Linked DNA regions of Homo sapiens: all the other regions are linked to region 6. A link is a loop called in an ENCODE intact Hi-C map of the cell type or tissue named here. Cell type or tissue: OCI-LY7. All regions are shown on one strand. Links, peaks and the distances in the headings refer to the core of each region. The heading gives the core; the rest is flanking DNA. Region 1 has its middle 110 kb from the start of VPREB1. Region 2 has its middle 130 kb from the start of TOP3B. Region 3 has its middle 44 kb from the start of ZNF280B. Region 4 holds the start of LOC105372952 (a long non-coding RNA gene). Region 5 has its middle 78 kb from the start of VPREB1. Region 6 has its middle 37 kb from the start of VPREB1. Region 7 has its middle 98 kb from the start of VPREB1.

Evidence for each region. Peaks named below come from ENCODE experiments on the same cell type or tissue, not always from the same donor. Only the 100,000 strongest peaks of a DNase experiment are listed, where the experiment ranks them.
Region 1: a loop joins it to region 6, with 6 times the contacts of the local background. A loop is called at or near these places in 14 of 110 quality-filtered maps.
Region 2: a loop joins it to region 6, with 4 times the contacts of the local background. A loop is called at or near these places in 7 of 110 quality-filtered maps.
Region 3: it touches region 6 in a loop (17-fold over the local background); 5 of 110 quality-filtered maps call a loop at or near these places.
Region 4: it touches region 6 in a loop (9-fold over the local background); 14 of 110 quality-filtered maps call a loop at or near these places.
Region 5: a loop joins it to region 6, with 5 times the contacts of the local background. A loop is called at or near these places in 11 of 110 quality-filtered maps.
Region 7: a loop joins it to region 6, with 6 times the contacts of the local background. A loop is called at or near these places in 13 of 110 quality-filtered maps.

The regions. Positions count from the first base shown.
Region 1 is chr22:22,355,589-22,360,078 of GRCh38, reverse strand. It overlaps IGL and IGLV1-47. Among named protein-coding and RNA genes, the nearest start is that of VPREB1, 110 kb to the right of the region's middle. RefSeq lists a silencer at 2,419-2,518. In OCI-LY7, for the core only: a CTCF peak has its summit at 2,626 (motif pointing left); DNase peaks (open chromatin) are centred at 1,718 and 2,558; H3K4me3 peaks cover 975 bases; H3K27ac peaks cover 1,982 bases.
Region 2 is chr22:22,108,793-22,113,282 of GRCh38, reverse strand. It overlaps IGL. Among named protein-coding and RNA genes, the nearest start is that of TOP3B, 130 kb to the right of the region's middle. RefSeq lists a silencer at 1,551-1,620 and an enhancer at 1,941-2,020. In OCI-LY7, for the core only: CTCF peaks have their summits at 2,223, 3,054 and 3,255; DNase peaks (open chromatin) are centred at 1,672, 2,142 and 3,232; H3K4me3 peaks cover 1,129 bases; H3K27ac peaks cover 1,913 bases.
Region 3 is chr22:22,462,272-22,466,761 of GRCh38, reverse strand. It overlaps IGL. Among named protein-coding and RNA genes, the nearest start is that of ZNF280B, 44 kb to the left of the region's middle. In OCI-LY7, for the core only: CTCF peaks have their summits at 2,311, 2,519 (motif pointing left), 3,216 and 3,429 (motif pointing right); DNase peaks (open chromatin) are centred at 2,531 and 3,431; H3K27ac peaks cover 335 bases.
Region 4 is chr22:22,296,341-22,300,830 of GRCh38, reverse strand. LOC105372952 (a long non-coding RNA gene) reads left to right here and starts at 2,679. Exons shown (of 3, transcript XR_938055.3): 1 at 2,679-3,149. It also overlaps IGL and the pseudogene BMS1P20. RefSeq lists a silencer at 2,587-2,886. In OCI-LY7, for the core only: CTCF peaks have their summits at 2,227 and 3,229; DNase peaks (open chromatin) are centred at 1,374, 2,237, 2,710 and 3,160; H3K4me3 peaks cover 3,456 bases; H3K27ac peaks cover 1,879 bases.
Region 5 is chr22:22,320,072-22,324,561 of GRCh38, reverse strand. It overlaps IGL, the pseudogene BMS1P20 and IGLV1-51. Among named protein-coding and RNA genes, the nearest start is that of VPREB1, 78 kb to the right of the region's middle. In OCI-LY7, for the core only: a CTCF peak has its summit at 2,385 (motif pointing left); a DNase peak (open chromatin) is centred at 2,351; H3K27ac peaks cover 434 bases.
Region 6 is chr22:22,205,444-22,209,933 of GRCh38, reverse strand. It overlaps IGL. Among named protein-coding and RNA genes, the nearest start is that of VPREB1, 37 kb to the left of the region's middle. In OCI-LY7, for the core only: CTCF peaks have their summits at 1,761, 1,969 (motif pointing left), 3,306 and 3,507; DNase peaks (open chromatin) are centred at 1,433, 1,863, 3,513, 3,923 and 1 weaker place; H3K4me3 peaks cover 991 bases; H3K27ac peaks cover 3,739 bases.
Region 7 is chr22:22,340,999-22,345,488 of GRCh38, reverse strand. It overlaps IGL, the pseudogene ASH2LP3 and IGLV9-49. Among named protein-coding and RNA genes, the nearest start is that of VPREB1, 98 kb to the right of the region's middle. In OCI-LY7, for the core only: CTCF peaks have their summits at 2,280 and 2,479 (motif pointing left); DNase peaks (open chromatin) are centred at 1,718 and 2,448; H3K27ac peaks cover 863 bases.

The sequences.
Region 1 (4,490 bases), core at 142-4,141, 150 kb before region 6:
GCATCACTAATGATCAGGGAAATACCAATCAAAACTACAATACAATACCACCTTAATACCGCAAGAATGGCCAATAATAGATGTTGGCATGGATGTGGTGAAAACAAAACACTTTTACACTGGTGGTGGGAAGGTAAACTAGTACAACCACTATGGAAAACAGATTCCTTAAGGAACTAAAAATAGATGTACCCTTTGATCCAGCAAAGTCCCAAAATCTGGGACTAGGCATGTACCCAGAGAAAAAGAAATCATTATTCAAAAAAGATAGTTGCACACGCATGTTTATAGCAGCACAATTTGCAATTGCAAGAACATGGAACCAGCCCAAATGCCCATAAACCAACAAATGGATAAAGGAAATGTTAAATATATGCATACCATGGAATACTATGCAGCCATAAAAAGGAACAAAATAATGGCATTCCCAGCAACCTGGATAGAATTGGGGACTGTTATTCTAAGTGCAGTAACTCAGGAATTGAAAACAAAGCATGGCATATTCTCACCCATAAGTGGGAGATAAGCTATGAGAACACAAAGGCATAACAATGATACAATGGACTTTGAGGACTGGGAGGAAATGGTAGAAGCGGGGTGAGGGATAAAAGACTACTCACTGGGTACACTGTACGCTACTTGGGTGATGAGTGCACCAATATCTTAGAAATCACAACTAAAGAACTTATTTATGTAACCAAATACCACCGATTCCCTAAAAACCTATTAAAATAAAAAAATTAATAATTAAAGAGAAAAAAACACTGAAATCCTTAAAAACCCAAATAAATAAATAAGTAAATAAATAGAATATGAGAACCTCTTCCAATATAGACAGAACGAGAGGCAAGAGATGAAGAAGCAAGAATCCCGACAAGACATCACAGACTCTCCTGTCACCTTAGATGAACATAACTCCAAGAGTTTGATTTTGATGGACGATAAATTCAAACTTTAAAATAAATAAACAAAATCAGGAATAATCAACCTAAAGGCCCTCAAAGGTAGTAATGAGCCCTCTATGGGATGGGTGCAATTCAGCGAGAACAGGAAGAATCCCAAAAGGAGTTTGCAGTGTGAAAAAAGCCAGAACAAATGGGAAGATAATGTCTGATAACACTGATACATTCCAAAAAATGGAAAGCAAACAATAGTGACAGAGACAGATCTGTGGCTGCACAGGATAGCACTGGGGAAGGGAGGGAGGGAGATGACAAGGGGTCATGAGGGGTTGCTGGGGTTGGTCACAGGTTGCATAGCTGCGTGTTGGTGGTGATGTATTCAAGGATCAAAAAATGTCAACATTTGTCTAATTTCCTATTATAAATCTGGGTGGTTTATTAAATATGCATTATTCCTACATGAAAGGAGTTTTATTAAAAAAAGAATTGGCTGGAGAGAAAGGAAGCACAGGGATTCACACTGAGGAGCAGGGGGAGGAAGACACCACTCTGGAAACTCCTGGAAATGGGAAAAGGAGGATGACAGAGACACAGGTTTCCCATCAGAGGTGGGTCTGTGACGACACAGCTGTACCTGCCACCTCAGTCCAGGACTTCAGTGCAGAGACCCTGTGTCCCAAGTTGCAGGAAGCAGGATGTTCTGTTTCCTGGACAGCCTGTTCATGACTCTGAGGATGAAGGGGAGGAGGAGCCTCCACTCTCAGGCAGGGCCCTGGATGCCCTTGGACCCATGGGGGAAGCTACAGCAGCAGAAGCCACAGGCCGGGCCTGAGCAGCAGCTGCCGGGGCTCACCCTCCTGACAGAGGAGGAAGGGGGTTCTTGTCTCAGTTCCCCCTGGGCCTGGAGCACTGTGGGACCACTCAGGCTGTCATCCCATGCTGCACAGTAATAATCAGCCTCATCCTCGGACCGGAGCCCACTGATGGCCAGGGAGGCTGAGGTGCCAGACTTGGAGCCAGAGAATCGGTCAGGGACCCCTGAGGGCCGCTGATTATTACTATAGATGAGGAGTTTGGGGGCCGTTCCTGGGAGCTGCTGGTACCAGTATACATAATTACTTCCGATGTTGGAGCTGCTTCCAGAACAAGAGATGGTGACCCTCTGCCCGGGGGTCCCAGACGCTGAGGGTGGCTGAGTCAGCACAGACTGGGCCCAGGACCCTGGAAGTGAGAGAGACACAGACATGGTGATTGACAAGAGACGAAAGGAGACAAGAGGAGAAAGCAGGGCCCCATGGGCTTCCCAGGGCCCCTCTCTTGGTCCCCATCCTGTCACCTGCACAGTGAGTGAGGAGGGTGAGGAGGAGAGGGAAGCCGGCCATGCTGGAGATTGTCCTGAATCCTGTCTTCTCTACCACAGCTGAAGCTGAGCTTCCCCCAGATCTCTCCCTCTCTTCATACTCTGAGAGGGGGAGAGTCCATCCATGCAAATCAGATCCCCCCGGTTTTTGACCCCACCCTGAGCCCTGGGTCAGGCTCCTGGGCTTGAGTATGTCAGGGTGTGGCAGGGGTGGAGCTTTGTGGTCCCAGGGGGTGGGGAGGACACAGGACACAGCTGCCAGCCCTGAGCAGAGGACATCAGGCAGGGCAGGTGCCTGGTTCTGCTCTGATTACCCCAAGTCTTCTCAGAAATGGTCCCCAAGCGCCCCCTAGTGTCCAGACTAAGGCAAACCGTTCTATGATCAGGTGACCAGAGCCTCTGAGATTCACCGCTGCCTCCGCCCCGCCCTGTTTTCTGGCCACTGCCCCCGCTCCCAAGTCCCGGCCCAGTAAGGTGGCACCTGTGTCTCCCTCCTGTGACCTCAGGGCAGTCTTCACGCTCTACTGGACTCCTCAGGAGTGAATCTGTCTATGGCTCTTTGGCTGTACATTGTAGAGGACTCAGGTGATGTCTACACAAAGTCCTTTTATTTCAGGATCAAGCCCAGAGCGGGGACCGGCCCCATGGACTCACTTCCCCACCAGTGTTGGACACCGGGTCCTCTCCTCTCATGTGACTCCTCCCTGGTGGCCAGGGCTCCACTTCCTCTGTGGATCCTGCTGCGCTGAGGAGAAAGGGAGCTCTTCCCTCTGGGATGCCCTGGGGAGGAATTCCCAGAGGGTTTTTCTGGTAAATCTTTGTTCTCCCTCTACTTCCCCAGATTTGCAGTCATAGTCATCCGGATACTGTGACCAGGGATCTTGCCTAGGAGTCTGTCCTCCAAGCACTGAATGCCAGTCTGTGGGGGATCCTGGCAAATGTCTTTGGAGTGTTTCACTTATGAGCAAAAAGAGCAAAGATGTTCAGTCTTTGAACATGGGAAGAATTAAAATTTTAACTTGGTTTGACGACCAGAGTCTGTCCTCAGGTGAGCCTGATATGTGATAGCTCTTAGCATCGAGCACCCCAACTAGGATTTCCAGGGAAAAATTATGGTTCAAATTCAGTAGTGAGTCTTGTGGGGGTGGCTTGAAGATGATGAAAATTATTCATCTTTGGTCTGTAATGACATCTAGAATCTAATAAACTAAAAACAATAATCTTAAGAAAAAAGATAATTCTGTTAATCAAAATGAAAAATGAAATAGATTGTGTTTATGATTGCATGAGTTCTGGCATGATACACCCTGGACTCTTAACAAATATTTGTTTGGGGAATTTTACGTGGATGGAGGGAAACAGCTGGATGGTTATGTTGATATTTATACTTGTGAATGTATCATCAGGCAGTTGCAATACAATGAGATTTTTTATTTATTTGTTTGTTTATTTATTTATTTATTTTGAGCCGGAGTCTTGGTCTGTTGCCCAGGCTGGAGTGCAGTGGCACCATCTCGGCTAAATGCAACCTCCATCTCCCAGGTTCAAGCAATTCTCCTGCCTCAGCCTTCCAAGTAGCTGGAATTACCAGCACGAGCCACCATGCCCGGCTAATTTTTGTATTTTTTTAGTAGAGACTGGGTTTCACCATGTTGGCCAGGCTGGTCTCCAACTCCTGACCTTGTGATCAGCCCACCTCGGACTCCCAAAGTGCTGGGATTACAGGCGTGAGCCACCGCGCCTGGCCACAATGAGATTTTAAATGCTCCATTTAAACAACAAAATAGTGAGATTTATTGCAGGCATTTAAATAAAACCAGTCCGTATATGTAACTGAAATAAAATGGATGCTGTGTTTTGGGATTGCATTTCAAGGGTGTCATTATTTTAAATGTTCCTTTTAGTGTAAGCCATGCTCCTTTACATAATTTTCATAGTTTTTATAAAAAGTTTATTGTGTTTATATAACACATCAGGCATATTGTTTTATTTATTTCCAAGTAGAAATAAACTATTAGAGCTGGGCTTCACTTCCTGTTTCTTCTCATTGCTTTTTCTTTGATGATGCATAGATGTTCACAGTGAATTTTGTTTTCCTTTCCTCCCACCTTAATGAACAGGGGGTCACCGAGGCTGAGCAGTGTCTCACATACAGGAGAAGGCTGCCCACGGCCTCCTCCCTGCCCACGGATGCGCTTCCTGGTGGATGCCCCATCAGCTCTTAGGCT
Region 2 (4,490 bases), core at 316-4,315, 97 kb after region 6:
TTATGTGTCCCCAGCCTCACTGAAATCTTGGCATGCGTATCAGATGAACTTGGGATGAAGGAGAGGGTGATAATCATGGGCCTGACAAAGTCGGTGGGGAGAGGCAGGTGCTGAGTGTCCTCTGCACACTGCGAAGTCACAAGCACAGTCATATTCCACTGTGGAAAAGACTGTTTGCCCAACATCCCTGGAACCACAAAGACCTGCATCCTCTGAACCTCAAGAGGAGTGAACAGTTCAGAGACAGGCTGGAATGAGCAGTTGTGAGGAAGGTGACCTCACTCACTCCTGGAGCTGGTCAGTGGAGCTGGGGTTGGGGCATGCTGGACCAACCAGCTGATCAGAAGTTCTCAGACCACACACATCTCTAAGTCAGGTCTAGGCCCTAGTTTGGACATGTGTATGGTTTGAATATCCCCTCCAAAACTCATGGTAGAATTTAATTATCATGGTAAAAGTAATTGGAGGCAGGACCTTTAAGAGGTGATTAGGTCATGAGGGTTCCACCATCATGAATGGATTAGTGCCCTTATCCTGGCAATGGGATAGATATCTCAAGAGTGGGCTCCTGATAAAAGGATAAAGTTCAACCCTATTTACTCATTTTCACACTCTTCTTTGCCCTTTTTCCCTGAGATAATGCAGCAGAAAGACCCTTGCCAAATTTCAGCATCTGCTTGTGGACTTCTAAGGCCACGGAAATCTCAACCAAATAAACTTTTAGTCTCAGTAAGTTACCCAACATATGATATTCTATTATATCAGAAGAAAATGGGGGAAATGGACTAGGACAGCACGTGTAGGTTATTCATCTCCTTCCTCTTCTGTAATCTTCCTGGAGGGAAACTTAGCTCTAAGAACTGACCTACTCCACTGTAGGCATCATAAGGGGAAAAGATATGAAAAATATATCAAATTAACATTTTAAGAAAAAAACACATTTTACATCTATATATCCTAGGAAAATTAGACACTGGCTGAAAAAGTAACAACAGGAATCAATCCCTGAGCCAGAGTTGGTCCCAGGCAGGACAGTGGTGATTGCACCAGGCAGAGAGAACACAGGGGAGGTCCTAGTCTCACTTCCCTGGGGTTCTGGAGCACTGTGGAAGTGCCATGGCTGCTGAGATATGTAGTAGCCTCATCCTCTGGCTGCAGCCCAGAGATGTGCAGAATTACTGCATTGGCTGAGGCATCTTTAGATTTAGAAAAGTGACCGGGGACCCTGGAGCCATGGTGCTTACTTGAGTCAGATTAGCAGACTGTTCTACACGTGCTGTCCTAGTCCATTTTCTCCATTTTCTTCTGATACAATAGAATACCATATATTGGGTAACTTACTGAGACTAAAAGTTTATTTGGTTGAGATTTCTGTGACCTTAGAAGTCCACAAGCAGATGCTGAAATCTGGCAAGGGTCTTTCTGCTGCATTATCTCAGGGAAAAAGGGCAAAGAAGAGTGTGAAAATGAGTAAATAGGGTTGAACTTTATCCTTTTATCAGGAGCCCACTCTTGAGATATCTATCCCACTGGAGATATATCATCTCTCAGGAGATACTAGAGAGCACTCCCTAGATGCTACTGGTAGCAGGATATGTGCTAGCCACCAGCAGTGAAGCCACAGCTCAGGGTAAATGTGAGCCTCAGAATTTCCCAGAGATGCAGAGAGGGAGGGTGGCTGAGTCAGAACAGGCCGAGGTGGGGGGAACCTGCAAACACAAATGCTCATGGGTGAGTAAGCAGGGATGAAATGTGAGAGTGGAACACGGGGCAAGAACTCAGACTGGGAGGCTTTCCCAGGAATCTGAGGCCTGTCCCTACCTGATAAGTGAGAGGGGAGCAGCAGGGAGGAGCAGGGGCCCCGGCCATGGTGGACACAGCCCTCCCGAGGTCCAGAGCTGGAGTGGCTGCCCTAGGCCTCTCTTATCCCCTCCACTGGCCTCACAGAGGAAGGGTTATGGATGCAAATGTGTCCCACCCACTGCCTGCCCCCACCCCACTCTATGCATTTATTCAAGACCTGGGGACTGGTGGATGAGAGAGTCTGGCAGGACCTGGGAGGAAGTGGGTGCTGGAACCACACCCAGAGAAGATGCAGCAGCTGAGTCGGCTTCAGTGAGTGCAGGCTCCACTGCCCAGCCCTGGGGAGTTTAGGGGTTGGCACAGCTATGAATAGCCACTGTGCAGACCGTGAGACAGACCCACAGTGCCCCTGCTGCTCACTGGCCAGACTGCAGTCTCAGTGGGAATCATGTGAGTGCAGTCATCTAAGGGCCTGGTCCAAACCATCCATGAGCCATGCCCCTGCTCTGTCCTGAGCTACTGGTATTAATAAACAGCCTTTTCATTGAGGGCTCCTGGATTACTAGAAGAAGGACATATGGGAAATATAACAATGGCCTAATGTGACGAGGCTACAGTGAGGGGAGAATGCAGACAGCTTCTGGAGCAAAGACCCGGGCAGCTCCTTCCACAGGGATCCACCTCTACTCACAGAATAGGAAGGAAAAACTTAACATCAGTTAGAAATACATAAACGAAGGCCTCAATTGTTTGTTCCTGTGATGATTCATTGGATGCGTTCATCCATGAATGCATACTCAAGCAACTACCCTTCAGGCTTGGGTTCCTGGTGTCACTGGATTGATTTTGTTAATCATGGTTTTCACGTATTTGTATGTATACTCTTTTTTCTCCATGTCATTCACTCAGTTAATAAGAGAGTTGTATTAATATCTGTGTATATGATTATGGATTGATTATTTCTCTTTTTAATTCTGCTAAAAGAGACAGTTTTGCTTCAAATACTTTAAAGCTATTTTATTAGGTGCATACAATTTACAGTTGTTATGTGTTGTCATTGAACACCTTATTTCACCAGTATAAAATGCCTCCCTTTTCTTGGAAAAAAATGTTTTTCATAAAAGCTTTCATACTAATACTAACTTTAGAGTAGGCAGATAGCTAGACAGAAGCAGGAGGGGCAGCCCCTGAGAAAAGGGAGTTCTGGAAAATCTCACACCCCAGAGACCACCCAAAGCACACATGCTAGATACGAACAGAGATTAGGGTAAATACCTATGCCAGAACAAAGCCCCTTAAGACACCCAGTATTCACTCACTCTGAAGTTAACCTGTCAGAATGTAGCTAGCTGCATGCTGATAATAGGGGTGAGAGCAAAGGAGAAATTTCTAAGAGAGATGCAGGTACAGTAAGTATAGATTTGACCACCATACAACCTTCCTGGGGTGGCAGTAATGAGCAATGCAGCCATTAGGTAGAATTCCTATCAAACACTGGGCCCATGTGTGTGTTAAGGGAGGGTCCCACAGCCTGGGCTGGAAACTATGTGGGGAAAAGGCAGGGACTTAAGGCTGAAGCAGAAAAACTAGAGAAAGAAAAAAAGGTGGAGACTTAAAACAGAGGTGGGAACTCCAAGAAAAAGTGCAATATCATAAAAACTCAGTGCACATTTCTCGGGCCGCTGGCTCATTCTCTATCAGCAGCCCGCTCTGCCTTATCTTCCAGAGTACACTGTCTCTCTAAATAAACTATTTGCTCTCTGTTTTTCTTCAGTAAATTCTCTTTTTTGCCTAAATTGTCTCTTGGCCAAAACTTTCTCCCAAGACAAAGGACAGAGGATTGCCATACTTGCTTTCTGTAAGTGGTTTCATGGTATTTTCTATCCCTTTTTCATGTTAATAAGAACGTTTAATGTGTGATATACCCTCTGAATAAAATTTTAAGTACATAATACAGTGTTGTCAGCTGTAAGCACAGTGTTGTACAGCACATCTCTAGAACTTGTTCATTTTGCAAACCTAAAGCTTCATAGCCCTTGAGCAGTGACTCCCCATTTCCTTCTCTCCCTACCCCTGGCAACCAGCATTCTACTCCATTTCTGCTCGGTTGAGTATATTAGACACCTCCTATAGGCCGGACGTGGTGGCTCATGCCTGTAATCCCAGCACTTTGGGAGGTCGAGGCAGGCGGATCACCTGAGGTCAGGAGTTCGAGACCAGCTTGGCCAACATGGTGAAACTGTGTCTCTACTAAAAATACAAAAATTAGCCAGGTGTGGTGGCAGGCACTTGTAATACCAGCTACTCAGGAGGCTGAGGCAGGAGAATCGCTTGAACCCGGGAGGTGGAGGTTGCAATGAGCTGAGATCGCGCCATTGCACTCCAACCTGGGTGACAAGAGCAAAACTCTGTCTCGAAAAAAAAAAATTAGATACCTCATATAAATGAGGCCGTGCAGCATTTCCCCTTCTAAGATTGGCTTATTTCACTCAGTGTAATATCCTCCAGGGTTTTCCCTGTTGCTGCATATGGCAAAATTTAATTATTCTTTTTTTTTTGAGAGACAGAGTCTCACTCTGTCACCCAGGCTGGAGTGCAGTGGCGCAATCTCAGCTCACTGCAACCTCTGCCTCCCGGATTCAAGAGATTCTCCTGCCTCAGCCTCCTGAGTATCTAGAATTACAGGC
Region 3 (4,490 bases), core at 242-4,241, 260 kb before region 6:
TCTTGCTTTGGCTATGTGGGCTCTTTTTTGGTTCCATATGAATTTTAGGATTGTTTTTTCTAGTTCTGTGAAGAATGACAAGAGACCATCACTTCTTCAATGTAGCCCACATCTACACTTGTGCTAATTGTAAATGGCCCCTGGATTTCTAGACTTACAAGGTGCTTTAGTAAATAATCTAGAATCAGGTCACTCACTTCCTTCAGACACTGTCTCCTCAAGGAATTCAGAGAGATGCTTCTCATTCAGATGTGGCATGTCACTCCCTGGCTTAAACACCTTCAGTGGCTCCTTGTTGTTTATATAAAACCTGAATCCTGTGGCCCCAGCAGCATGACCTGCACGTTGTGGCCCCTGCACACTCCCATAGCCCATCTCACAGCCCCTCGTCCTTCTGCTGGGACTCCGGCCTCACTCACTTCTTTGTCCTGGGAAACGCTGAGCTCCGGTCCCTTTCATAGCCTCCACCCCAGCTCCTCCTTTGCCTGTTAGGAGAAGATGGGCTTCAACTTGAAGTCAGAATGTAAGCTTACATTTTGTCCACGTTGTTAAAAGCAGATTATATACCACATTGTTAAAATCAGGTTACATACCAATTAAAAGCAGGACATATACCTCTCATCACAGACATGGATTTTTTTAGGCAGTGATTATTATGGAAATTTTTGAGTTATATAAATATGCTGAGAGTTGTCTAATGAATCCTTGGCACCCATCAGCTAGCTTTGACATCATCAGTGTGACTCATCTTGTTTAATCTTTCAACCCTTTTTACCCATCATCTTACTCCATCGCTGGATGATTTTATAGCAAATCACAAACATGATCACTAATGCCAACATTAGTGATCAGCCTTGTTCTCATCCTGGAGCCCAGAGATGCTCAGGAAGGCCTTTTTGGAAAACTGATAGCTTGAGAATCAGTCCTACATCCCTAAAAGTGTATATTGGCTTCTATGGATCAGAGGTTTGGGGACACTTCCTGTTCATTGTTGGTACCAGGACACAATCCCAAGACCCTTATTGCTGCTGCTTCCAGTGCAGGAGATGGTGACTGGTTTAGCCACAGACAGACTGTGCAGGTTACCAAGTGAGTTCTGACTGCCCAGGACCCTGAGAGTCAGGAGAGAGACACAGGGTGAGGGAGGTGGCTCAGTAAGCCAGGGGAGCAAGGAAGAGCCCTGGTCCTCCCAGTGCCATCCCTGCCTCCTTGTCTCCAGCTACTACAGGAGTTATTAATAAATAATTTTTAGGCAGCAAGAAAGGGTGAAAGTTCTTGGTGGAATTTTCTTTTAATAAAAAGCGACCCCCAAACCATTTCTTTGCTAACAGAAAGCGGCTTGAAAAACCAGACTGGCAAGCATTGATACGCAAATGCTGGTGGCTAGAAGCCAGGTCCACCCAATATGGTGGCTTTCGCCCTCTTCTCCTTGTCACCACATGTGCCAGGTGTCACGGCAGCTTCCACATAAAAGCCACATGTGCAGGACATCATGGCAACCTGAATTTTCATATTAAAAGGCTAGGGTGGGAGGGCCAGTTTTTTTACAGGCTGCGTGAATGACACACCTGGTCAAACTCATTCCCTGGGCCCTGTGCAAATCAGACACTGCCTCCTCCAGCCTCCCAATATAACCAGCTGCTGTCCACCACATGTAGGGTTTTCCGTTCGGAGCCCTTCTCCCTCTCTATGGGGGAGCTGTTTTTCTTCTCTCTTGCCTGTTAAACTTTCCACTCCTTAAAACCACTCCACATATGTCCATCCATGTTGCTAATTTTCTCAGAATGAGACAAAAGACCCTGGTGTTTCTCCAGTCATCAGAGCCGTATCCTTTCTGGTGCCTTCACTGGGAATCCAAGGTACAACATTCATCGACGTAGTGATTAGAGGAGTGAACTCAAAGTCTGTTCTGTCATTCAGAGGTTCTTGGTCTCTATTTTAAAATCAAAATCAAATCAATTATGGGCATCCATTGGCCGTCTAAATACGCTTATCATGGCTGTTGTTCTAAAGACTTGAGTGTTAGGCTTGCTGGTCAGAACACGGAGAACCCGCAATACTCACGGGTCTTTGGGAATGTTGGTCATGCTTCAAATCAGTTTCTTTTCATGGGGAAACTTAGCCATCGCGTGAGGCTGGGAAAAGTTCTGAAGCAACTGAGAATTTCTGGCCAGGGCACAGCCTGGTGTTATTCAAAGGTTTCGGGACTGGACCCAGCCTCCAACGGCCTGCTCTGGATGTTGGTAAAGGATCCCTAGCTATCCTGTCGCAGAACCTTCTTCCTTTTTTATCCGTGGTCGTTATGTCTCTTACTCTCTCTGTGTGTCAAATGTGCGGGAATTTTTACAGCGTAGGGAAGTAATCCTGGTAGGCAAGATCAGAAAATGCTGTAGTAACTGGGGAGATAGCTCAGGAAAATGCCATTGCAATCTTCTAGGAACAGAAGTCTTCCTTTGCCCCTCAGTGAGGTTACTCCCTAAAATTCCTCTGGTGAGCACATGGTATTTCTAGGCCAACAGCGCCACCTAGTGGAAATAAAATCCTCTTTATGCGACACATTGCTGATCTCCGCGGTACACCGCAGCTTCTCAATTTTTTTCTTTTTGCACCTTTCTACTGGAAACCAGGATTTATGCTGCTCCTGTGAACGGGAAAATTCTGCTTTTAACTATTAGGAGTAAAATTCCTCTGCAGCCGAATTTGTGCCCCGATACTGTCCCATTAGCAGGAAAGTCGCCATTAGGTCCCCGCGTTCCTTTAAGACACCTGTTCTCTCTCCGATTAAAACAGTACTTAATTAGTAAGGAGATTTTAAGTCTGGAAGTTAACTGGAACCATTTTTCTAAGGGTAAATGCTTTAGCACAGGCCATAATAGCAGGCAATCTAGCACATTCCCTCCATTAAAGGAGCCTTTCCTTCCATATAGTTTCTGCCAAGATCTATTTTTTTGGGGGTGGGGGTGGGGTGAGACACACAGATCACACAAGTCTAGGAAGTCAAAGGGAAATCATAGGCAGAGGACTAGAGCTGCTTGGGGTAGCACGACTAGGCCCACAAGCTTAGTTCCTCTGGTGCCATGGCTTGGAGGGTCACGCTTGCAAACATGGGTGGCACATTTAACAGGGTGCCAGGACCTGGGTGATTCTGGAAATTGAAGGAAAGTAGATGTCCTTCTAAATACTAAAGCCAATCTCTCTCTTTTCTTCTCTCTAATCCAGGCCTCCCCTCTTCTCATAGCATCACCATAAGGAACATCTCAGGAAAAACTCTAGTACAATATTTTTCTCAACCTTAGTTGCAGTTAGGAGGACCTATTTACACATGCTTCCAAGCCATTGTCATGATAGCTTTACAGTTAGAAAAGCCTCCAAATTAATCCTGGGAAAGAACTTAACTGTTTACACCCCACGTAATGTGGCAGGATTACTGTCCTTTAGGGGGCGCTTTTAACTAACAGCCGGTAAAGCAAGAAATACATAAGGCAGGATAAGCAGTAGTCACTCTAAACAACATCTCTCCCCAGACACAAGCACTTAATTAGCTGAACTAATAGCTCTTACGAGAACACTTCAATTAAGCAAGGGAAAGGTAGCCAACATTTACACGGACTCCAAGTATGCTTTCTTAGCTCTCCATACTCATGCTGCCATTTAAAAGGAAAGACATCCTCTTACCACTAATGGATTTCCTGTAAAATATCACCAGAAAATTAGCAGGCTATTATCTTCACTTTTTATGCCGTGAGAAATAGCAGGGATACATTATAGGAACACCAAAAGGCAGCAAATAAAGTAGCCAAAGGAAATAGATTAATCAGGCAGCTAAGTCAAAGGCAAGGAAGCCTCAAGGCATTAACACACTTCAAGCCCCCTTCTAATCTAGGAATGCTCCATAACAGAAATTAAACCTCAGTATTTTCCTGCAGAAACAGAATAGGCCACTTCTCAAGGGTATGCTTTTTATCTCTCAGGATGGCTACAGCCAGAGGATGGCAAACTCCATTTGCCAGCCTCCAGCCAATGGAAAGTTCTTAAAATCCTTCACCAAGCTTTTCACTTAGGAAAGGATAAAATTTGTCAATGTGCTCAGAGACTGTTTTCAGGCAGAAAACCTATAAATTGGTTAAGCATGTAACCTCTCTACCTCACTTCCAACAGAAATTGACACAACTGGCAGAAGCCCAGCCCCAGGAAATAGAACCACCTTTATTTAACCCAGGAAATTTGGTACTAGTGAAAACTCTCACCTCTCTCTCCTTCCCTAAGCCAAGCTGCGAAGGGCCCTACACTGTTCTCTTTCAACCCCCTTGGCAGCAAAAGTTACAGGTGTCAACTTCTGAATACATCACACTCAAGTCAAAGCCTGAATGCCTGAGGGAGCAACCCCTGACAGCCCAGAGGAACGTCCTGAATATCAAAGTGGAGAAATAGAAGATCTTAAGCTGAAAATCATAAAAGATAAGTAACTGAGTGAGGGCTACTCATCCTAC
Region 4 (4,490 bases), core at 200-4,199, 91 kb before region 6:
TTATCTGAGTCCCATAGGAGACCAGAGCTGTGAAAGCATGCAAATAACTAATTCCTGAGGCTTCCCACATTTGGTGAAAGATATAAACTTACAGATTCAAGAAGCTGAGCAAACCTCAAAGTATACCAAAAGAAAGCAACACCAATTAAACTTTCAAAACTAAAAACAAAGACCAAAAATGGCAGAATGCCTGTAGGGACACGCCAACTCAAATGCCATGGAGGCCAGAAGGAAGTGGCACAACATTTTCAAGTGTTTAAAAAAAAAACAACCAAACAAAAAAACCAACCAAACAAAAAAACTGTTCGCTGCAAATTCTATATCCCATGAAACTACCCTTCAGAAATGAAGAGAGAAATAAAGACATTCTCAGAGGAAGAGAATATAGGAATTTGTCACTGGTCAATTTAGAAATGCTAAAAAGTGGCTACAGAAATATGTTCTGTCATTTCCACAATACAAAAAATTAAAACAAAAAAATCAAAACAAAAAAATGGCTACAGAAAGTTCTTATGCAGAAGGGATGAATATGGGACTATAGGAGGAGGGACAAAGGAAAGACCAGAAATGTGGATACATACGCGAGACAATCCACAGTTCTTAAAATCACATTTGACGACTGAAACAAAAACTATACCACCACCTAATACTCAAGCCAGTGATTTATACAAGTGGAAAAGGTAAAGAGACATAAATGCAAGGCAGGTTTCCACACTTTGAAGTGGTAAATACTGGTACCAGTAGACTACTGTATTACAATACACATATTGTAACATCCAGAGCAAACACTTTAAGACTATACAAAGAGATACGAGCAACAACATTATACAGAAATAGATCAAGATGGAGGGAAAGAAAAAGGAAACGAAAAAGCAAATAATAAAAACATCAGACATAAGCAATTATGTAACTATAAGCACCTTAAATGTAAATGGTCTAAATAAACCAAAAGACAGATTGATGGAGAGCCTATAATAAACACATGGCCCAACTAAATACTGTTCATAAGAAACTTCAAACTCACTTAAGGACCTAAGTAGGTTGAAAGTAAAAGAATGGAGAAAGATATCCTGTGAAATCATTAATTTTTTAAGGAAGCAGGAGTGAATATATTAATATCTCATGAAGTAGACTTCAAGCAAAATAATTTACCAGAGCTGGAGAGGGTCTTCGCTGAATTTTAAGATCTAAAATTTCCTATGCTGCCTTGACATCTTTGAGCCTCACAGGGCCCCAAAGGCCTAGCCGTGGGTTTTCCTGTTTCTACCAGACACCCCCTACCCTGCCACCCAACAGGAAAGGCTCCCCACCTGGCTAGTTCTTTTATCAGCCAAACAGTTGCACCTCAGCCTAAGAAGCTTCACTTCACCTGTCTGCCAGCCCATGAATTTATTCAAACAAGCCAACTGCATTCCCCCTCGGGAACCATTGGTCATTGTGTGCTCTTGTTACTATCAAGCCTGCCTGCTTCCTCAGCCCACAGCCCTCACTCCGCTACAGAGTGCGGTGCCCATCTGACCCTGTGTGGCATGCAGTGTCCTCCTCTGAGCTGTGGGTATATGTGACTAAAACACTGCTGTCAATCTCATCCATCCACGCCAGGTGTCGTGTTCAGCCATCTCCTACACTTTAGGGCAGGGACCCCTCCTTCACCAATGGGGTGAAAAGGAAGTGACCATAACAACTGCTTAATGACAAAAGGATTAACCCACCAAGAAGACATCTACTTCAACATCCTCCTCTTAGCAACTGTTAAAACTAGGCAGAGGCCGGGCACAGTGGCTCATGCCTGTAATCCCAGAACTCTGGGAGGCAAAGACAAAGGATAGCTCGAGGCCAGGAGTTCGAGCCTGGGCAACATAGCAAGGCCTCATCTCTCCAAAAAATTTTAAATTTAGCCAGGTGTGGCGGCACACACCTATAGTACCAGCTACTCAGGAGGTTAAGCCAGGGGAAGTACTTGACCCTAGGAAGTCAAGGCTGCAGTGAGTCATGTTCGTGCCACCGCACTCTAATGTAAGTGACAGAGTGAAACTAGGCAGAAAAGGAGCAAGGATTTACAAAAGATCTGAACAGTCAACCAGCAAAATCTGACATCCGTATAACACCCCACTCCCCAACAGCAAAACACACACATTTTTAAAGCCAATAGAAATCTACCAAGATGAAGTACATTTGGGGCAATAAAAGAAATCACAGCCGTGCCCCTCTCTGCGCTTTCTTTTCTCACCATGGGGAGGCGTTTGGGGGCCTCTTGAGGGACCCCCTAGATGCTTCTACTCAGAGCCCCCAAAGCCGGGGAGCCTCCACTCCTCTGTATGCAGCCTCCCCTGTCGGTTCTCGCTACCCAGGGTTCAGTGGCCTGGGGGCTGACGGAGGGGGTCGCCTCTGCCAAGGCCCCTCCCGGCGCCTCCCTAGCTCATCCAGCCCACCTTCCTCCCACGCTGGCTCACGCAAAGTGCTCTGGTTACCAGGAGCCCTTCCTGACCAGCCCCGGCCCCTTCTTGGCCTTCGCCCACCTGGCCTCCCCTGGAGCCCTGACCTGGGTGCCGGGCCTGCTGGGTCCAGAGCCCACCCCGCCCTGAACAACCCCGAGTCTCAGCCACCCTCAGTTCTTACCCTTTCACAGCTGGGGAGTGGAGTCTGGGCCGGCGCCTCGCTGTGCCGCGCTGTGCGCCTCTCCGCGCCTGCGCCGCCGCTGTGCCCCTCTCCGCGCCTGCGCCGCCGCTGTGCGCCTCTCCGCGCCTGCGCCGCCGCTGTGCGCCTCTCCGCCGCTGTCCGCCTCTCCGCCGCGCCGCCGCTGTCCGCCTCTCCGCCGCTGTCCGCCTCTCCGCCGCTGTCCGCCTCTCCGCCACGCCGGCGCTGTGTGCCTTTGCGAGGGCGGAGCTGAGTTCTCCTTTGCACAGACTTCGGAGATACAGCGAAGGCAGAGCAATGTTCTCCTCAGCACAGACCCGGGCGGGCGGGCCGGTGGCACCGCGAGGGCGGAGCTGCGTTCTGCTCTGCACAGACCTTGGGGGCACTGCCTCGCTTTGGGACACCTCGGGGCCGCATCGACGGTGAATAAAATCCTTCCTGTTTGCAGCCCTGTTTGTGGTTGGTGGCAGCGATGGACACTGCAGCCAGCCAGAGCGTAGAAAGGCGTTGGGGTAAGCGCGCTATCCAGGCTGCACTGCGGGTGGCCTGGGACCGGTTGGGAGCCCTATCTCAGGCGTCACTGCCCGTCTTGGGTGGCTGGTTGGGTGTGCTATCTGGGGCTGTGCTGCCTGCACGGGGGGATGGTTTGGGAGCCCAAACCGGGGCTGCACTGCCTTTGGCGGGGAGCCGGTTGGGGGCACTATCCCAGACTGTATTGCTGGCAACAGTGAGGTGGGCTAAGTGTGCTATCCGGGGCTGCACTGTGCGGCTGTGGGCGGTGGGGGGGTGGGTGGCGGTTTCGGGTTGAGGGCGCTATGGGGTGCTGTAATGCCCATGGTGCGGGGAGGCGGGGCGGCTTGGGTATGTTGGGTGTGCTGTTGCGGGGGGGCGACACTGCTGGTGGTAGGGGGCAGGGTGGGTTGGGGGCCATATCAGGGGCTGTACTGATTGCTTTAGCTAGGATTTCTGGTACTATGTTAAACAACAGTGGTGACAGGGGGCATCCTTATCATGTTCCAGATCTTAGAGGAAAAGCTTTCCGTTTTTCCCCATTCCATATGATTCTAGCTGTGGGTGTCTTTCCTGTAGTTTTTATTATGTTGCGGTATGTTTCTTCTGTGCCCGTTTCTTTGAGGATTTATAGCATGAAGGGATGTTGAATTTCATCAAATGCTTTTTCGGTTTCAGTTGACGTGATCATACTGTTTTTGTCGTTTATTTGGTTGATATGATGTATCACATTGTATGTTGAGTGACCCTTGCATCCCAGGGATACATCCCACTTGATCATGATGAATTATCTCTTTAATGTATTACTGAATTTGATTCACTGGTATTTTGTTGAGGATTTTTGCATCAATATTAGAGATCCTGGCCTGTAGTTTCCTTCTTTGATGCTTTTGTCTGATTTTGTTATCACAGTAATAATGGTCTCATAGAATAAGTTTGGAAGTATTCCCTCCTGTTTTTCAAAATAGTTTGAGCAGGATTCGTACTAGGTCTTTAAATTGTTTGGTGTGAAGCCATCAGCAGTGAAGACATCAGTTCCTGGGCTTTTCTTTACTGGGAGACTTTTTCTGATGGCTTCAATCTCATTACTTGTTACCAATCTGTTCTGGTCTTGGATGTTTTCATTGTTTAACCTAAGTAGGTTGTATGCATCTAGGAATTTGCCAATTTCTACTAGGCTTTCCAATTTATTGGCATATAATAGCCAGTTATGATCCTTTGAATTTCTGAAGTATTAGTTGTAATGTCTCCTTTTTTTAATCTGTTGATTTTATTTATTTGAATCTTGTCTCTTTTCTTAGCCTGGTTAAAAGTTTGTCAATTTTGTTTAGCTTTCCAGAAAA
Region 5 (4,490 bases), core at 301-4,300, 110 kb before region 6:
CCTTGCACTTGAAGGACCCCCCAGCAGTGTGATCACTGTGCCCCACTCAGGTCCTAAGGCCAGCCTTGAGCCTCTCCCCTCACCCAGGCTTCAGTACCTCCTCCCCAGACACTGGTGCTGAATCTGACCACTCTCTCCCGGTGACTAGAGCTGGTCCCATGGCCTTCACACTGCCTACCTCCTTGTCCATCTTCTCTGAAGCATCTGGAGTTTTCCTCACAAACTTACCTCAGACTGTCTCCTCCTTGTCCAGCCCTCTAGTGGCTCCTCTACCCTCCCCCATGCAAGCTCTCCTCCCCTCACTGTGCGATGCCACCTTATCACATCAATATTCTAACTTGATTCTCTTTTCCACGAGATGGTGCCAGCTAGAATATTCTAGGCTTATCTATCAGCCTTCATCCATTTTGGTATCAGTGCTGGGTTCGGCTACGAGGGCAAAAATCTTAGATGTCAGAGTCTGGGAGCTCAGTACAATCAAATTCCCTTGAAAGCCCCCAGTTCTATTGGCCTGAGAGTGAGGCTCAGCCTCCCCTCAATGCCTGAGTGGGCAATAATCCTCTACGAATTCTTATCTGAGGAAAGGAACCTCTTCAAAGCCTTTTTTTTTTTTTTTTAGCCTATTCTTACCCAAACTGGAACACACGAAGAAATGAGTAGATGGCTCAGGAGATCTGGTCCACCATCTGGGCCTCAGTTTATGCCACCCGTCCTCACTTCAGTAAGAGGGTCCTCACTATTTTCTGGTCCCAGACACCTCCACCACCTCCCTCCACCATCTGGGGGGACTGGCTGGCTCCGCTGCCTGGTATAATGCCTGGGCCTCCCCTCGTCCTTGGTGGCTGCCTCCTTGGTGTTTCTGTAGAAAGAGAAAGCCAGGGGAGGCTGGGAAAGGGGAGAGAGGGGAGCCCTGAGTAGATTCCTGATTTCTAACTCTTTCTTCTCCTCACTGGGGCGCTAAGAGGTGAGGAGCAGTTTGCAAGGGGTGGGGTTGGTGCCCTCTAACCCAGTCCTGGGCACACAGAAATAACTGTTTCTACAGATTCAGAGACAGCCCTTACAGAGTTTGGAAACAATGCCTGGGATGGAGGCCCTGGGCTGAGCAAGGTCCTCAAGTAGCCCTGAGCCCTCACCTGGCCATAGCTACAGTGAGGAGAGTGATGGGAGGAGGGTGAGGGAAGGAGTCCAGGTCTTGGGGAGCACCTCTGCTCCCTCAGGTCTCTAGTGAAGCTCAAAGGCCCACACCCCCTCCCCCACTCCCTCCCTCCCCACACCATGGGCAGGCACAGGAAGGACTGTGAAGACACAGCTGGACCTGCCACCTCAGCCCAGGATGTCAGTGCAGAGACCCTGTGTCCCAAGCTGCAGGAGCAGGATATTCTCATTCCTGGAGTCCCTGTTCCTGACTCTGAGGACAAAAGTGGTGGAGCCTCCACTCCTAGGCAGGGCCCTGGCTGCCCCGTGGCCCATGGGAGAACCTGCAGCAGCAGAAGCTACAGGTCAGGCGTGAGCAGCAGCTGGCGGCACTCACCCTCCTGGGGGAGGAAGAAGGGGGTTCTTGTCTCAGTTCCCCATTGGGCTGGAGCACTGTGCCAGCACTCAGGCTGCTATCCCATGTTCCGCAGTAATAATCGGCCTCGTCCCCAGTCTGGAGTCCGGTGATGCCCAGGGTGGCTGACGTGCCAGACTTGGAGCCAGAGAATCGGTCAGGAATCCCTGAGGGTCGCTTATTATTGTCATAAATGAGGAGTTTGGGGGCTGTTCCTGGGAGCTGCTGGTACCAGGATACATAATTATTCCCAATGTTGGAGCTGCTTCCAGAGCAGGAGATGGTGACCTTCTGTCCTGGGGCCGCAGACACTGAGGGCGGCTGCGTCAACACAGACTGGGCCCAGGACCCTGGAAGCAGGAGAGACACAGACACGGTGATTCTTGGTCTAGAGAGAGAAGGAGAAAGCAGGGCCTCATGGGCTTCCTGGACCCCTCCCCTGACCCTGTGTCTGGGCACCTGTGCAGTGAATGAGAAGGGTGAGGAGGAGAGGGGAGCAGGTCATGATGAAGATTGTCCCGAGTCCTGCCTTCTGCGCTCACAGCTGAAGCAGAGCTTCCCCAAGTCTCTCCCTGCCCCTCTTTATACTCTGAGAGAAGGAGGGTCCATCCATGCAAATCAGACCCTCCAGCTTTCTGATCCCACCCTGGGCCCTGGGTCAAGCTCCTCTGCCTGAGGATGTCAGAGAGTGCCAGGGGTGGGGCTGTGTGGTCCCAGGGGGTGGAGAGTTGACATCTGTGAGCCCTAAGCATAGGGCACCAAGCAGGACAGGTGGCGCTGGTCCTGCTCTCATCACACCCAGTCTTCTCAGGAATGGTGCGCAGGCGCCCCCTAGTGTCCATGGTGCGACATTGTACACCACCATTGTATGACAAGGTGACCAGAGCCTCTCAGAGACACCCCTGCCTCCCCGTTGTTCTGTCCATGGCCCCCTCCATCAGGGCCAGGCCAGGCAGCCCCCTGAGTCTTTTCTTCGTGACCTCAGGGCAGACTTCACATTCTACTGGGTTCCTCAGGGGTGAATCTGTCCATGTCTCCTTGGCTGTTCACTGTATAGGACTCAGGTGGTGACTACACAAAGTCCTGTTATGGCAGAATGAAATCGAGAGCACTGACCAGCCCCATGGACTCATTTCCTCACCTGTGGGGACACCGGGTCCTCTCTTGTCGTGTGGCTGCTCCCTGGTGGCCAGAGCTGTCCTTCCTCTGTGGATTCTGCAGTGCTGGGTCAATAGGGAGCTCTTCCCTCCAGGATGGCTGGGGCACATTCTCAGAGGGTTATGCTGGTAAATCTTTGTTCTGTCTCTTCTTTTCCAGACTTGCAGTCATAGTCATCTGGATCCTGTGACCAGGGATCTCACCTAGGAGTCTGTTCTCCATCACTGAATGCCAGTCTGCAGGAGATCCTGGCGAATGACTTTGCAGTGTTTTGCTAAAGAGCAAAACAAGCAAATATGCTCCGTATTTGAAGATGGAAGAATTAAAACTTTAGCTTGTTTAGACCACAGTCTGCACTCAGGTGAGCCTGACACATGGTAGCTTTTAGGATCAACCATTCCAACTAGGATGTTTAGGAAATAATACTGTTCAAAATCACTAATGAGTGTTTTCAGCATGTCCTAAAGATGAGAGAAATTATTCATCTTTGATGTGTAATGAAACCTAGAAGATGATACATTAAAAACAATAAACTGAAGAAAAAAGATAACCGTATTTATTAAAATGAAACAAATTATGTGTATGACTGCAAGAGTTCTGGCATGATGCATCTTGGACTCAACAAATCTTTGTTTGGGGAATCCCATGTGGTTGGAGAACAGCAGGATAGTTATTTACTCTGGTGAGTCTGTCACCAGGCAGTTGTAGTACCATGAGGTTTTACATGCACCATTTAAACAATGTACTAGGCCGGGCACTGTGGCTCACGCCTGTCATCCCAGCACTTTGGGAGGCTGAAGTGAGTGGATCACTTGAGGTTGGGAGTTTGAGACCAGCCAGGTCAACATGATGAAACCCCATCTTGGGCCGGGTGCAGTGGCTCACACCTGTAATCCCAGCACTTTGGGAGGCCAAGGCGGGTGGATCACGAGGTCAAGAGATCAAGACCATTCTGGCCAACATGTTGAAACCCCATCTCCACTAAAAAATACAAAAAATTAGCCGGGCATGGCGGCGGGTGCCTGTAGTCCCAGCTACTTGGGAGGCTGAGGCAGGAGAAGGGCATGAACCCAGAAGACAGAGCTTGCAGTGAGCCGAGATCATGCCACTGCACTCCAGCTTGGGCAACAGAGCGAGACTCCATCTCAAAAAAAAAAGAATGGTCTCTTTACGCAAGAATGATGGATGTGGATTTTGTGTTTAAGTCTTGAAAAAAGAGTCAGTGACCTCGAAATCTCTTGAAAGAATATGCAGAAAGCTTCCTGTGCACTCTCCTAGAGTCACCTAGTTCCTGAATTTTGAGAAGCAAGTGATAGGTCACTCGGGCCTTCAATGGGGAAAGTGATGTTCAGAACCATGTCACCTCAGGTGTACACTGCAGGTGACAACACAGTCTCAACCCAGCCATCCCCCATCCCACACCAGCTGCAGCAACATTCTCTACACTCTCACATAAAAAGGGTTATCTGGGGCCAGGCACGGTGGCTCATGCCTGTAATCCCAGCAGTTTGAGAGGCCAAGGTGGGCGGATCACAAGGTCAAGAGATCAAGACCAAACACGGTGAAACCCCGTTGCCACAAGGAAAAAAAAAAATTAGCCGGGCATGGTGGCACATGCCTGTAGTCCCAGCTACTAGGGAGGCTGAGGCAGGAGAATCACTTCAACCGGGAGGCAGAGGTTGCAGTGAGCCAAGATCGCGCCACTGCACTGCATCCTGGGCGACAGAGCGAGACTCCTGCTCAAAAAAAAAAAAAAAAAAAAGGGTTATCTGGGCTGGGCGCA
Region 6 (4,490 bases), core at 118-4,117:
CTCCTCATCACCTTCCTAACACTCCTCCTCCCATTATCATGTGATATTCTTACTCTTTGTTCATTTTCTCCTCCAGTTGGAAACTCAAAAAGGTAAATCTGTTTTCTAGTTTTGCTGTTTCTCTTTTTGTGTGTGCTCATGTTTAAGATCCAAACATACACAAGAAATTTGAAGGGAATCGGCAATGATAGGCACTTGTACCAACAGCTTTAAATACCACGAATGGTAGTGACTTTGTCTTGAACATGACAACCCTCTTATCTTTGAACCAAAACCTTCACTTTTTAGATGAATTTTGGGGTCGTCACTTCCTTTCCTATACCTGGTTTTCATGAGATCATAAGAATGTGTGTGATTGTTTCTTGATTTCTTATCCAAAACAAAAATTTAATTCTACAATTTTGTGAGATAAAAATTTCATTTAGAAAAGTATATATTATATATTTCTTCACCCAACATATTCGCTCAAACAGAAATGCACTGGTGAAAATACTGTGATTTTTTTTTTTTTTTTTTTTTTTTTGAGACAGTCTCGCTCTTTCGCCCAGGCCGGACTGCAATGGTGCTATCTAGGCTCACTGCAAGCTCCGCCTCCTGGGTTCACACCATTCTCCTGCCTCAGCCTCCTGAGTAGCTGGGATTGCAGGCGCCTGCCACCGCACCCAGCTAATTTTTTGTATTTTTAGTAGAGATGGGATTTCACTGTGTTAGCCAAGATGGTCTCGATCTCCTGACCTCCTGATCCGCCCACCTCCCAAAGTGCTGGTATTACAGGCGTGAGCCACCACGCCCGGCCATGATATTTCTTTATTAATTTCTGGGGAAATGGTCGGTCTTTTTTGAGGGATGCCCTTTTTCATCCTTGTAAGACCATGCTGATGCATGCTGCCCATGGGAAGCCAAAGGGTCAATGAATCCCCTGGCATTGTGTCCAGTCACTCCATTTCCTTCTCCCGTAGCTTTTCAGGGAAGCAGCCCTGAGAACTCAGAGGATCTTTCTCTGATTGAAGCATCTGACCTCTGGTTGATATCTCTAAACATGCTGTTTTTTCAAAAATCATGTTCACTGTCTTCCAATGACTGTGCAAATGTCTCAACCCACATCCTCCCAGATGCTCAAGATAATCCTTCATTGATATAAAATGGACTCTAATTGCTAATATTCTGAGAAAGTTTTGCTTCTATGTTCATTAATGAGATTGTCTTGTATTATTCAAATCTGTTTCTGTTTCTGTTGAGTTTAGTTTTACTCTTTCGCTGGAACATCAAAATAAGTATGTGTGTTTGTGTGTGTGTGTGTGTGTGTGTGTGTGTGTTTATAATTTTATACAAAGGTCCAGACTGTATAAATGGCAGTTAGCACTCTCTAACCCAGCCCTCTACAAGGAGGTTTAGAAATAATGGATAGAACGAGATAACAAGCTCCTCATGCCCAGACGATAGGACTGAAAGGCAGTGGTAATGTGCACCCAGAAACCTTGACCTCATCCCTAAAAGAACTCCTGATCTAAAGACTGAGGATTTTGAAGTGGACTGAGATTCTGGCCATGCTGGAGAAGCTCCAGGGTTCTTCTTGCTGAGTCTAAGTTGTTAGGATGGGAACTTCCCCAATTCCAAGTGTTTCTCATTCTGTGCCCAGGAAACATTGTAGTTCAAGTTCCTTTGAGCAAATTTGTTCCTGCTGTGTGATTTGTCTCTGCTTGAAGGGCAGGCTTGGACAAGGACTCCATGAGGGCGGAGGATAAAATAGGAAGCATTGGAGTGTGAGTCTAGTGCTCAGTGGCTCCTGAGGTGCAGGAAGTGGCTCCTGCTCGGTGGTGCAGGTGCAGGAAGTCATACTTCAGTGAGGACACTGCTTGCTCAAGTGTATGAGAACCAGTATTTTCCTATGTGGCCTGGCCCAGAGCCCTTCCCTCTCAGGAACAGTCCAACAGCACCCCCTGCTGGCTCCGATCCCAAGTCGGGTGGCCCCTCAGACACAGACCCAGCTCTTCTGGAAGGACATCCTGACCATTGCAAATGGATCTTTCAACTCATGACCTAAGGGAGTAGAATGAGTGGGTCCTCTCTGCAGTGTTTACAGCTGAGACATTATTTCTTTCACGTTAGTTATGGTCTGCAAAGAGCTAATCACAGAATGTGTTTCAGGATGCACAGTGATGATTTACCAGATATCAGCATCACCAGGCGTGTGAGTGTGTTTCTCCCAGGGGCCTGTGGTCATCACCAGTCTGTGGTCATCTTGAACCCAATCTAAGGCTTAATGTTCTGCTGAGCCTCCAGGTGGTTCATACCTGGGGATAATTCTACATGGGCTTCTTTTAGAGGTTGACTTATTTTGTTATTGTCGTTATTGTCGTGAGGGTCGCCTGTGAGATTCCTTCAGCTCCTACTGCACAAGCCTTGGCATTATAGCCCATAAGAATGATGCTGTCAGAAAAAAAGTGTCTCTTGCTCTGTTTCGCCTCTGACTTCTTTTGCTATTTAATATTATCCTGGTAATACCTCTTTTCTTTTGACCATGTTATATATTTAAGGTATTTTAGTCTAATTTTATAATTTTCGTCAATATGTGGATGGATATAAAAAGACAATTCTCAAAAGTGGAACCCCTCCTTTCTTTTTGGATGTTCTCCCCATACTACTGGCCTGAGGAACCCTCACGTCCCATTTCCCCACCATCACTGGGCCCTGATTCATTTTATTCGTTAAGAAGATCCCTGGATTTAATGGGGATTGGATTCACAAAGCCTAGGTCTCAGAGAACTTCTATTCATCCAACATCTTTCCAACCAAAGAACCAGAGACAAGCACTAGAAATGTGGAGTCAACCTGGAGGCTTGAGGCCTTCATGGCTCTGAGAGCTGGGTCCTTACTGCGGAGGGGCTGCCCTGCACCTGGGAACAGAGCAGCTCTTCCAGAGGCAATCTCAAAAGAAAGAGAAACCTAACTTCTCTGTGGGTTCAGAGCCCAAAGGGTGATCAGCAAAGCCAGGGCCAGATGTAGGGACATGTGAAGCCCATGAGGGCCATACCTGCCAAACTTCTGCTGCTCTTCTCATCCCAGCAGACAACAACGAGGGCTATCTTTGTTACTGTGGACATAGTGATTATGTTTTCATTGGGAGACCAGTAAGAAAAGGTGTCTTTTCATTGAATCCGTAAAGATAAACAGAAAATACCATTAAGCCCTCTGGTTTTAGGAGCACGTGTGATAGCATCAGCAAAAACCTGAGCTGGTCTTGGTAGTATTCACTCAAGCAGGCAGAAAAAGGGCAAAGATGGATCTGACAGAAGAGTTGGAAGGCCAATTTCTATCTAATTTTCTCATATGACAGTGACTGTTGGTGGTGACTGAGGCTGCTGTGCTGCCCCTGAATAAATGTCACCATCATCCTCATGCACTGACTGGAACCCAGAGAAAGTCAGGGAGGCTGAACTGCCGACTGGAAGAAGGGACCTGACCTGTGATTGCCCAGCATTAAACTTTTCCACCAGCAGGTGTCCAGAGCATTTCCTGGCTGAACCTGATAGCAGGATCCCTTACCCTCCATGCCACTGGTGGTTCCTGTGACTTCATCGAGATTCAACCTGAGGGTGGCTGGATCACCACAGGCTAAGCCCTGACTTCTAGCTGGAGACATAGAGAATCCTGGAAACTGAAGATGTCCAGAATAATGTGTACCCAGAGAGAAGAGAGGGGTGTGTGTGTGCGTGTGTGTGTGTGTGTGTGTGTGTGTGTGTGTGTGAAAGAGAGAGAGAGAGAGAGAGAACATGTGTCTTCCAGGACCCATTCCTGCCTAGGCAGAGCCTAAAGTGAGTGGCAGCCTGCCTCACGGCCAAAATGTGATCTTGAAATAGCAATTATTAAAAATGCTCAGGCAGCATCCTTTCAATAAGTACCTAAGCCTAAACTGGGGAGTACTGCATTGACACATTCATAGGCTGATCAGTGAAGGGAGAAACCACCTAAATGAGGATATTAACGTGGCATTTCTATGTCTTTCCTCATTGAATTAAACGCAAGTACAGGTTCTATGATCACTGAGCTGAGAATCTTTTCAAAGGAGAATATTCTTTCCAGTAGATTTAATATTATCACAAAATTAAAACAAACCAATTTCATTATTCTCACATTCTAAGACTCTGGTATATTTAAACGTTAAATTAAGAGCATGTTTTGAAAACCTCTCAATAGGGGCAGGAACACCTATATTTAAGACTCCTCTACCTTTACTTTAAAGAAACACATCACTTTCCATTTGGAGGGGAATGTCAGAATTCTATCAGCCACATAGATCTTTTTATAAAGTATGATTTTACATTTTATTTATTCATTCAATCAACTGGGAATTGCTGTATTGTACAAATACAATGTTGTACAAAAATCACAGAATGTTACAAAATAAAAAGTACAAACTGCATTACTTAATAAATGTGACTACAATTAGGCAAAGTGGCAATATGATAGATTTTAGGTGGGAAACATTA
Region 7 (4,490 bases), core at 274-4,273, 140 kb before region 6:
ATAATGTGTATATCTACAAGAATATATTTACCCAATGTAATCAACCAATGTAATTACCCAATGTAATATCAACCTAAAGAAACAAAGGGAAATATCAACCAAAATATCAACCAAAGAAACATAGGGAAACTGTTTAGAACTCACAGACCTAAACCTGGGGAAGTAAACCAGGGATAAGTCTGAGAGCCATGTCCTTAATGAGGAGGGGTCACCCTATACCTGGAAATTCAGGAGCTCCTCAAGAGTACAATCTCAAGAGAAAGAGAAACTCAACTTCCCTGAAGTTTCAGAGTTCAGGGAGTAACCAGCAAAGACTGGGCCAAGAGCAGGGACATGTATGGGCCAGGAATGGGGTTGCACATGCTAGACTTCTGCTCTAGTTGTCATCCCACCCAGCAACCCGAAAGGCTATTTGTGCTTAGGGGACAAAATGATTCTGTTAGCATTAAGAGGCCAGTAGAAAGGGAGGTATTTTCATTGAGTCTATAAACATAGACCAAGGATTGGGTACCAGAGGAGTTCAGGCAACAAGCCATGGTGGACACAGCCTCTGGACCTCACAGTTGGGCTGGGCTTCCCCAGGCTTGACTATTTTTCCTTCTGCCCTCAGGGAAAAGAAGAAGCTGTTCATGCAAATCTACTCCCTCCCTTCTGGCTAAATGAGACCCTACCTGATCACTGATTCAGGAACCCAAAAGGGGATGTGAGGACAGAGGAGGTTGAGGAAGGAGCTGCTCGAGTGTGGGCCCAGGAGGGTCCTCGAAGGAGCGGCTGTTGGGAACAGGCACAGGACCCTGCCCAAGAGGCTTTGCTGGACCCTGAGAGCACTAGGCTGCTGAGTTTCATCAGCGAGCACAGGGAGCAGCTCAGCCTCTGCCAGCCTGTGGCCAGTGGGGCTCACCCGGCTGTGAGCAGCCCCAAGGCAGGGCCTGGGACAGTTACCCATTGCTCCTGCTGGTCACAGCCCCATGTTGGTTGTCTACAAGGGTCCTCAGGCTTAATGCCTGGGAACTGGAGTCTGTAGTGGAGGTAGTCTTGAAAAGGGTTATTAACCTGTGAAATTTGACCTCAATCCAGGTATTTGTCATCAGAAAGCATTGCAGAGTGATTCCACCAGAGCTCTCTCCCTGCATGTGAAGGAATTCATTCTGTGAAGGCAGTGGGGGCCTCTTTCAGAATCTCAGATATAGAGCAGGCTCACATTCTACTATCTTTGGTGTGTGTCCATTCTCTCTTTCTAGGGCAGCCAAGCACATGTACCATGAGAGCTCTGTGCACATGGAGGTGACTGGAGATGGCTGAAGTCCACGTCGATTATGTGACACTGTGAGTCAGGGTGAAGGCCTTGTGTCTCCAGGGAAATTGTCAGTTCCCATCATTGAATAGGCAGCTCACAAATGTTGAATATGGACAAAGGTCGTGGGAGCTGGTGACGGTGATTTCCTGATAAACGCACCTGTGAGCAGTTCCACAACCTGGAAACTTCAATCCCATCAGGGGACAGGTGAGTGGCAAAAACCACAAATGTTGGTGTGCAAACTTCAATGTTTCAAAAGCTCTTGAGAAAATATTTACACACAGGGAACATATGCTGTGAATTAGAACTCCAAAATGTCTGGGAAGGTGAAAACTTTAAATACAGAGTTAAGAGACAGCCCTCTGAAATGTGAGTCAGGCCAGTGGGAAGGAAGTGTGGACAGAGCAGATCAGCCGGGAGGTTTTTGTCTCACTTCCCCTCTGCCTGTGTCACTGTGGGTTACACGAAGTTGCTCCCACTGCCATGGTCTGCCCCACAGTGGTAGTCACTCTCATCCTCTTCCTGGATGTTCTTGATGGTCAGGTACCGATTCAGGCCTGAGCCCAAGACTGAGAAGCGATCAGGGATGCCATCCCCCTTGGATCCCACAATCCCACCAGTGCCCACTCGCATCACAAACCGGGGGCCCTTCCCTGGTCTCTGCTGGTACCAGTCCACTTTATAATTACTGTAGCCGCTGCTCAGGGTGCAGGTGAGTGTGACCGAGGCTCCCAGGGAGGCTGATGCAGAAGGTGGCTGAGTCAGCACAGGCTGGGAGAGGGACCCTGGAAACACAGACACCCATGAGGGCTCCTGTTGGTGGGTGGCTGATGAGCTGTTGGAGGAGGAAGAGCAGGGATGGGGAGATGGAGGCTGGGAGGTGGGGGTCCCTTTGGGGGCCCAGCCCACTGCCCACCCTGACCTGTGAGGAGACTGAGGAGGGTGAGGAGCAGAGGAGCCCAGGCCATGGTGGAGCTGCTGCAATGCTGGGTTCTTCAGTCTCTCAGCTGAGCCTGAGGCCCTAAAGCCTCTTATTCCCTCAGTGAAGAAGTGGGCAGGGACATCACATTCCATGCAAATCGGCTCCCTCCCAGGGCTGGTGATTAACAAGGGCAGGGCTCAGAGCAAGAGCTCAGGTCCCTTAGGATTCACAGAGTTTGCCTCCCCCTAGTGGCCAGGTGCTGCGTCACACTCAGGGATCAGACAAGGCCTTCTGGGCCCCTGCTTCACCTGGAGCCCATGTGGGTGTCCTGGAAATTTCTCAGGCTCCATTTCTAATGTCTCAGGAATCTCCACAGTGCTTCTTTCCCTCTGGGGTCCCACAGTGGGATGCAGTGACTAGATCAGTTAATCCTGGAGCCCGCCCAAGGCACCTGTTCCAACTTTCATTATAGGATGGGCGAGCCCTTCAACTGTTACTCCACACAAACTGAAGATGTGTCCACACTTGTAGATGACCACCTTCTCACTCTGTCCTCATCTCATTTTATGTTGTCCATTTTCTAATCTCCTCTTATAAGGATGCCGGTCCTTATGATCTCATTTCATCTTAATTACCCTCTGTAATGCTCTGTCTCCAAATACAGTAATATTGGGGGTTAAGGCTTCAATGTGAATTATGGAAAATTTAGTACATAATGACCAGTAATTACAGTACTTTTTTTAATTGATGAGAATGAGTTAGAATAGGATAAATATATAAGTGTGAAAAGGAAAATTTTATGAATATAACATCATATATATTTTGACATTTGAACAAGTGTATTTTTAATTGTCATAGAATACACACAACATAAAATTTGCCATTTAAATCACTTTTAACTGTAAAATTCAGTGGTGTTAAGTATATTCACAATGTGATAGAATTGCCTGGCATGGTGGCTTGCACCTGTAGTCCCAGCTACTCAGGAGTCTGAGGCAGGAGGCTTGCCTAGACCCAAGAGTTCAAGGATGCAGTGAGCTATCATTGTACCACTGCACTCCAGCCTGGGCAACAGAGCAAGTTACCACCTCTGAAAAAAAAGTGATACAGTCATCACCATTATGAATTTCCATAACTTTCTCATCATCCCAAGTGAAAAGTTTGTACCCTTTAAACGTTTATTTCCCCTCCCCACTCCCCTAACCCCTGGTAACCAGTGGAGAAGAGGGGGATTGGGAAACTGGGTGAGGGAGAACTCAGGGCTCTGAGACACAGTCCAGGAAGAAGCAGAGCAGAGACAGCACCCATGCTGGCTCTTGGGAGATGCTGCTTGGGCAGGTGAAAGCTTTCTGTGGCTGTGTTTCTATCCCTGCATGACCACGTTGATGCAGGCTGCCCGCTGTGGGATGTAGGATCAAGTCTCGTGGGTCCCATGGCAGTGTGTCCTGTGACTCCACCTTTCTCCCCAACAATGTGTCAGAGACAAACACTGACAGCCTTTTGTTGGGGCACTTGACACATAATTCACTACCTCTTCCTATGTGCATTCCCTCCAACAGTCATGTTACGTATCCTCCAGAGACTTCAGAAATGTCCTGCTTTCAGTCCAATTCTTTCATGATGGTCAAGGGGAATTGCATCAGTAGAACATGGATTCTGCTTTCCAATATGCTAAAGAGAGTTTGAATCTATGGTAAAAACAAATGAGATTGTACTATAATTTTGATATCTAATACTATTCATATTGATTGTGTGCCATTCTTTTCTGGGATCAGAAATAACTTTGGATCATGCGATCTCTATTTGGTGCCCTTTGAACATTTTCTTCATGTGTGGTAGCACTGTCTCATGATGCTGCAGGGCTTGGACTTTTGAATGAAGATGTTTGATCATTTGATACACACATGCACACACACACACACATACACACACACGAGAGAGAGACAGAAAGAGAGAGAGAGATCTGTGGACAGTTGCGCTAGCATAGGCTGGCCTAGGATACAAGTAAGGAGAGAAGGCAGGTAGAATAAGATGACCCTCAGTGTCCTTATGTTTGCCCCTGAAGGACTTTCTTGTCCAGTGATTGAATCCATTTCTAGCACCAAGACACCAGCCAGAGTGTGCTCTACCAGAGCATCCCAGCCCATGTCACTCATAGGGCAGTAAGTGAGATCCTTTGGAGGATACTTGAAGCACAGTCCAATGTTCATGGAAATTATGCAGTTGTTTTCTGGTAAGATTGCTGGAAAGTAAAGCCCCTTGAAAATATCT